2 separate regions of the Mus musculus genome follow, and region 2 is linked to region 1. Evidence: chromatin contacts called from ENCODE Hi-C data. All regions are on one chromosome and are shown on one strand. Each heading gives the region's core, a stretch centred on a gene start or an enhancer-like site at or near the end of the contact. The rest is flanking DNA. Distances are from core to core; before and after follow the strand shown. Region 1 overlaps Rab35 (RAB35, member RAS oncogene family). Region 2 holds the start of Cit (citron).

Region 1 (3,711 bases), core at 898-3,397:
GAAGTCTTAGGGGGTTGCTGTTAGGGGGGGAAGGTGTCGGGAAATGCTAAGGCCTAAAGGATTGGGGTAGAAGAATAGCTGTGTCTGGGAGCGGAGTTGGAAAGCTGGAAGACTGACCTGTAGTGGTTTGAATGAAAGAAAACTAGGCAAGCTGTGTAGATAGACTTGAACTTGGACCCAGCTAGTGGCATTCTTCTGGGCTCTTGAGGGTTTGTTGACATTATGGTGATCTCTCTCCTTTCAGAGCTAAAGTCAGCCCGCTGTGGTCAGAGGTCTTTATCCCTCCTCAAGACGTGGCCAGTGTTAATATCCAAAACTCGAAAGGCCAAACTCAGCAAGAAGATGTAGCTTGTTGGCATTTTCTCTTCTGTGAAACCCAGGAAATGGTTTCTGCCTGCTTTCTTACGGTGCACCTCGCATGGTGTATTGATTTTTTTTTTTTTTTTTTCTTTTTGCTCAGAAGTCAGGTGTGGGGACAGGACTCACTGGTCAGTCTGTGTGTGACTAGCTCCAGATTCGGTGTGAGTGCAGGCCCAGCTTATGGGGAAGGAGGAGACACTATGCTGTTGGGTTTCTCCTGCCACGGAGATGACACTCAGGAACCTGGGAGATGGAAGCCAGGGAGCAGGGACCATGACATCACCGCCTGATTGCCCTGGCCCCTTGACTGTGTGCTTCTGAAGGTGTATCAACTGATCCACAGACACTCTGTTATCTGATGCTCACCCATGGTCTCTGTGGTTTGTCAGATAAGGAAACCAAGGCTCAGAGGAGAAGCCTTCGCTGCCCTAAGCTTTAGCAGCAGAGCTGTGAGTTCTAATCCCATGTGCTAACCCTGAGAGCAGGCGGCATTGGGCTGGCAGGCAGCGGGCCTCACCGGATCCTAGTGTAGCGGCTTTCAAGTCTAAGTTCTCCTCCCCCCCCCTCTGCAATGTGGTACACACTTCTGGAATGTATTCCCTGGACATGGGCATCTTTTCCTTATACCCGAGGTCCTGTCCTCTCAGCTGTCCTGACAATGGCTTTTGGTTTGTAACCGTACCCACTGGTGCCAGTCACCCTCATTCTCAGAGCCTGGAGGTTACACTAGTTAAAATCCTTCTCTTAACAGATGTGTAGACGGGAGCTGAGAGGTGGGCATGGTTGGTCTGCGGGTACAGGAGAATGTGGTCACTGAGGCAGAGTTAAAGTTGATGCCGCTTTACCTGAGTTTGCAGCAGGCTGGTTAGGTCTGTGGCCCCAGGAGAGCAGTGGGCAGAGCTGGGGTAGGTCTGTGGTACCATGCAGGGGTGAAGGGTGGTCAGCGGTGACATCCCTGTCTCCCAAGAGGCATCAAGTGTAGCATAGCAAGCCTTCAGGTTAGGTGGCAGAAGAAAGTGCTGCTGTGCTGGAGGTGGGCCCTGGACTTCTTCATTGGGTGCATCTGTAGGGTAGATAGCAGCTGGGATATTTGGGAGGTGGCACATCTTGGTTTCTGTTCCTCTCAGGAAGAGCAGAGTTGGAGGTTGGTATCAAGTCCCATGGCAGCAGACCATGTTGTGACTAGTGGGTTTTCTGCAGCCAAGGATTTCAAGTCCTTGCTGGCACTGCGGATGGTACCTCTCTCTCCCTTGGCTATTATAGATACATGAGACTAGGATAATTGATGTTGGTGATAATGATTGATGATGGTGGTGATAATAGAGGTGGTAAGGGTGGTGGTGATGATGGAGGTGGTGTCGGCAGCCAGATGTGGTATTGCACATCTTGAAACCAGCACAGGTAGGTGGCTTTGTGCTGCTGAGGCCAGTTTGGTCTGCATTGAGAGTTCCAGGCCAGCCAAACCCTGTCTAAGGGGGAAAAAATCCTGCCGTCTCCTGCCCCTCAAGTTTTAAGCGCTGCTTCCCTGGCGGCTGGGGATGCTGCTGTAATAGCATTGTGTAGCATGGCTTCACTGAGACTGTCAGCTTGTGGAGGGGCATTAAATGGTAGCTATGAAGTCCTGGGCTCAGCTCATGGCTCTGAATGAACACATAGGGTGAGGGAAGGGAGGTCTAGGTCCTGGAGAATTCACTGCTCAGTGGCTAGAAAGAGCTTTTAGCTGAGTAAGCTGGACTTAGAAGACTTTCAGGAGGAAGCAGAGGCAGCAGTGGGCCAATGGGGTGTCAGTGACAGGCAGACACCGTGAGGACCAGCCCAGAAGCCGGGCTGTCTTTGGGTTTAGCAGGAAGCCTCATGGCGGAACAATGAGGAAGTGATGCAAAGCAAGGGCATTCATTGTGAGCAGAGGGCTGAGCTACAGGTGCGCCGATGCTTTGACTGGTGCTCAGCAGCAGAGCATCCTCCCCAGACCCTCCTTGGGAAGGTAGAACCCCGTTGGACTCAAGTTCTTCACTGGAGTGGCCTGGAGAGGGTGTCTGGGGTTGGGTTAGAAACAGTTGTACAGCTGTCTGCAGCAGTGGTTTGCAACCTTGGCTACTTGAGCGCTGGGGTGGAACTGCCCTGTCTTTCAGAACTGGAGTCAAGCTCTGGGCTTCTCTCATAATAGGGACATACACTTAAATTTTGATTTTAGTCACGGGGCATTTTTGGTGTCCTAGGATAGGATTTGGTGCCTCTGAAGGCGTCTCTGTTCGACATAGAACAGACGGGAGGTGTATGGGAGCCGTGGGGTCACTTTATGCTGGTTCCTGTAAAGGCTGCACGAGGAGGATGGCTGACACGACATGCTCTGCTTATTTTTTATAAATATATATACATACATATATATATATATATATACACACACACACACATACACACACACACACATACACACACACACACACACACACACACACACATACACACACACACATACACACACACACACACACATACATACACACACACACACACACACACACACACACACACACATATATATCTTTTGGCTGCTTTTGTTTTAAGTCATGCTTCATTACTGGGATACACTGTGCTTGTTCTTGTGTAGCAGTTCCACAGAAGTGAGGATGTCTGGGGTATTTAAAGTTTTCTTGGTACTGCAAAATTGCTTTTCAAAGAAACTGAAGTCATTTGCATTTCTATTAAAGGGGCTGAAAATGCCCCCATTCAGGGCTAGGAGTATAGTTCAGTTGGTAGAATGTTTGTTTCACATGCACAGAGTCCTGGGTTCGATCCCCAGCATCCCTATAGCCCCAGTATTTGGGAGGTAGAGGCAGAAGAATTGGATTCAAGGTCATCCTGTACTACTGTGAGTTCAAGTCTGACTGAGGCTAGGTGGTAATTAATCTCCAACACCACCCCCCCCCAAAAAAAAGAGGGGGAGAAGGGAAAGGAAGAAGGAAGGAAGGAAGGAAGGAAGGAAGGAACAAACAAGCTGGCAGGCTCTCAGCAGAGGTGTCCAGTGCTGCTCCAGAAGCCTGGACTTGAATCTGGGCTTACTTTTTACTGGGGGAACCTTAGGTCTTAGCTGCTCATTCCGTAAGCCTTGGTTTCCTCATGTGAAGAGACAGAGTTGGAATTCTTGGGAGCATCAGGAGCCACCACATAGACTTGAGTGTGCGACTATCTTTATTCTGAGGCTGGCTGATCTAGCCACTTTGGGGTGGTGGAGGCAGAGGGCAGGAGGCAGGTTGGTGTTCTTGCCAACCAGAGTCACTGTGTTTGGCGGTCTGGAGGGGGCGGGCGAGCAGGCGGGCATGTTTGCAAGGCACATCAAGGAGCTGCATT
Region 2 (3,711 bases), core at 828-3,327, 210 kb after region 1:
CCCACATGTTAGTAGTTTTCAAACCTCCTCTGCTGGTCTCAGTGTGCATACGGATGCTCTAGGTGTATCTATACGAGGAAGCCAAGTTGTAATCAGACAAGCATGCTGTTACAGTCTGTTTTTTTTAGTCTGAGCATACTCATAAATACCTATTCTGTGCCAAGGCCTGGGATAGAGAAAAGTAGAAGTCACTACAATTTGGTGGTTATAAAAAAAAAATGGGCTTCAGAGCCAGGCCTTGGTGTCATAACCAAAATCCCAGCACCCAGGAGGCCAAGCAGCCAGATCTCGGAGTTAAAAAGGCCAGCTTGATCGTGGAGTTCCAGGACAGAGAAAAGTCTGTCTTCAAAACCATAAATAAATAAATAAATAAGAATGAAAGAGCCCAGTTCAGATCCTAACCCTGCACTTACTGGTGTGTGACTCAGTTTCCCTCCCTCCTTTTTTTTGTCTAAAAAAAATCAGCCCCTCTCTCACCCCTACATCCAACCCCCACAAAATAGCTATAGTATCATCGGGTCAAGAAAAAGGTCATTGCCTTTCTCATGGTCCCTTCAAAAGCCTCCATTCGGACCCTAGGTGCCTTATTTCCTGGCGTTGCTGTCTTGATTTTTTACACTTGTCTCTTTTGTGTGTGTGTGTAGGTGCACTGTGCACTTATGTGCAGGTGCCCGCAGAGGCCAGAAAAGATCATCTGATCCTTTGGAACCGGAATTACAGGGAGTTGTGAGGGGTTTGAGGTGGGTGCTGGGAATCAAGGGAAGATCCCCTGGAAGAGTCGCAGAGCCATTGCCCCAGCTTTTGCCATTGCGTTAGACAACACTATTTCGAGCTCGCTCTCTAGAATGCGTTTCACGGTTACATAATTTAGAAAAGCTATTCCTAGTAGTCATAGAGTGCAGAGAGCCTCACTCAGTGTTAGCAAATACTACACTCCTTTTTCGAGATTGCCCCTTCACAGGTCAGTTTACACCCTACCCTTGTGTGAATGTAAACAGCGCCGCCTCTTCACAAACACCTTCCCCCACATTGCTAACGAGGCTGGGCACTTTCCACACACTGATGGCCACTGGGTTTTCTCATTGAGAGAAGGGGGCGGTCTAGTGATCCTGGCTTAAATTTACTTGAACATATCTTTGTGGTGAGACCTCACGATCTTGCTGCGGCTCAACCCAAAGGTACAAGGCAGGCAGGCTGGAGTGGGTTCCGATTACTCCTCTGCCTCAGCTGTACCGCACAGCTTCCTGATTCCCCCCCACGTAACCCCGGCGCCTACGTTAGGCGTGGGCGATGGCTCAATTGAGTGCATTCCTGCAGAGGGCTGGAGTTTGTTTCCTAGCATCCTTATCTGAGGCAGGCAGTTCGGGCAGAGCTCCCCGCAGGAGCTCGGACAGAAATGGACAGCGCCGCAGACTCCGCAGGGGACCCCATCTCCAAACACAGCATCCTGCCAACCGCCAATTTCAAACTTCCCAGCCCAACCCCGCCTGGATTCCTTTGCCCTCTTTCTATTGGTCGCTAGTCAAAGGAAGAGACAATGTGATTGGCTTTTCCATTTCACTTCCTCTAGCCCTCCGAGATCTGGGCGGGTCCTGGTGGAGACCCCCGCTGTCCATCAGTAGATGGCGAGCGCTGATTGGTTGAGGCACGGCCGAGACCTGCCCACGTCGTTTCCTTCAAACGTTGGGGCGGGAGACTCAGGGCGGAGCGGAGCGGGGCGAATGTAAGCCGGGGGTCTGCGGAGTGTGAGTCCAGTTTGTGTGTGTGTCTGTTGGGGGATTGGAGAGGCTCTGGGCGGGGGGCAGTCCCCTTTCCCAGGTCTCCCTGGTCGACCCCGTTCATACAGAGCCCACTTTCCCACCCAAGGCCTCAGGATAGCGGGGGGAGGGGGCTCCTGAGGGTCTGCTGCGGCTGCAGCATGGGTGTGCTGGGGGTAGCCCGGGGTCTGTGGGTGCAGCCCTGGGGGCGGGACAATGGGTTCAACCCAGTGTCTCTGGTTCGTCCTTGGGGTGTCCTGGGGGAAGCCTGGGGTCTGGGGCAGGAGTTGTTGTTAGTGTCTCTGGGTGTGCTGCCGGAGGACCTCAGGGCCCCTTAAAGAGGACCCATTCCCCTGTAGACCAGTCTCTGTCCCCTGCAAGCTTTACCTGCATTCTTGCCCATGGCGCTTCCCATTTTCTGTGTGATCTTATCTCCCTCACTTAATCTCTCTGTTCCTGTGTCTTCATTCTATGAGCTGGACTGAGGCCTTGGGTGGGAAAGTGGGCTCTGTATTCTATTCCGTGCCTAACCCAGCGCCTCCTTCTTGTGTCTTTCTCCCTCTCTAGCCTATCTGGTCAGTCAGGCAACCGATCTTCCTCAGGATCATTGATCTCTGTACCCTCCAGGGGCAGTGAACCTTCCTTTCCCTGGGATAATCCTCAAGGCTCACTGATCAAACCCTTTGGGCTTGGTTCACAGGTTAGGTCTATGTAGCTACGCGACATCAGATATTTGTGTTCGTCAGGGTTTTCTAGGGGAAAAGAGCTGGTAGAATGGAAAAGTGGAGATTTATTAGGCTGCAGTCTGCTAGTCCACCAATGGCTGGTAGTTCTTTTGGAAATGATTTATTTCCATCCCTTATGTGTATGAGTACCTTTGGCCTTCCTGTGTCTGTGCCCCATGTGCCGTGGAGGCTGGTCGCCACCTCCTCATCCTGATCTCTTTAGGGAGACACGACTCTGCCAAGCCCTTCCTGCCTTCAATGTCAGTACCCGCTTGACTTTCCCCAGTGTTCCTTCGGCGTTGGCGGAGAGATGTTGAAGTTCAAGTATGGTGTGCGGAACCCGCCGGAGGCCAGTGCCTCCGAGCCCATTGCCAGTCGGGCCTCCAGGCTAAATCTCTTCTTCCAGGTAAGCAGCTGCCAGCCAGCGATGCACACCCGTGTCTGCTGTGGTAGCCGTCTTTGGTTGTATTATGGACAGAGACTGGTATTCTTAGGGTAATCCTGTTTGTTCTTTTACATGTCCTGCCTGAGCTGGACTGAGGTGCCACTGTGCTGATGATTACGTACGTGGCTGGACGTGCCCCAGGGGAGTCCCCTCATTTCTCATACTCCACACTTTTTTTTTTTAAGATTTATTTATTATTATATGTAAGTACACTGTAACTGATTTAAGACACACCAGAAGAGGGCATCAGATCTCATTACAGGTGGTTGCTGGGATTTGAACTTAGGACCTCTGGAAGAGCAGTCAGTGCTCTTACCCGCTGAGCCATCTCGCCAGCCCATACTCCACACTTTTAAACTTTTGCTTCTTTCAATGGAAGAAACCAAAATTGTCTCTAGGGTGTATTTGTGTGTGTGCGCGCGCGCGTGTGTGCACGCACACGGGCCTGTCTGTCTGCATCTGTCTTGTGTCTGGGTACCCAGAGAGGCTAGAAACTAGCTTTGGATCCTTTGGATGTGGGAGCTGGTATTACAGGTGTTTGTGAGCTGCCTGTGTGGGCCTTGGGATCCAGATTGTGGTCCCCTGAGCCATCTCTTCAGCCCCAGTGTAGAATAATCTAATTTATAATCTTATTCCATACGAGGGATATCTGTTCTCTCTCTTTTTCTTTTTTTCTTTTCGAGACAAGTTTTTTTCTATTACGTAGCTCTGGCTGACCTAGCACTCAATATGTAGACCAGGTTGGCCTTCAAATCACAGAGCTCCACCTGTGGCTGCCTCCCAA

The links. Hi-C counts contacts between places; a loop is a spot of excess contacts on that map.
Region 2: a map of T-helper 17 cell shows a loop between it and region 1 (2.9-fold over the local background). The contact joins the promoter of Cit here to the enhancer-like site in region 1. A Hi-C loop is called at or near these places in 1 of 37 maps with a recorded cell type or tissue (T-helper 17 cell).

Annotation. Positions count from the first base shown.
Region 1 is chr5:115,633,529-115,637,239 of GRCm38, forward strand. The region is part of intron 1 of Rab35 (RAB35, member RAS oncogene family); the gene reads left to right. Among named protein-coding and RNA genes, the nearest start is that of Rab35, 3.4 kb to the left of the region's middle. Within about 2 kb of position 2,148, at least 1 of the 3 ENCODE cell types and tissues checked has a DNase peak (open chromatin) inside an H3K27ac peak, as active enhancers do.
Region 2 is chr5:115,843,579-115,847,289 of GRCm38, forward strand. Cit (citron) reads left to right here and starts at 2,078. Exons shown (of 47, transcript NM_007708.3): 1 at 2,078-2,888. The coding sequence starts at 2,793.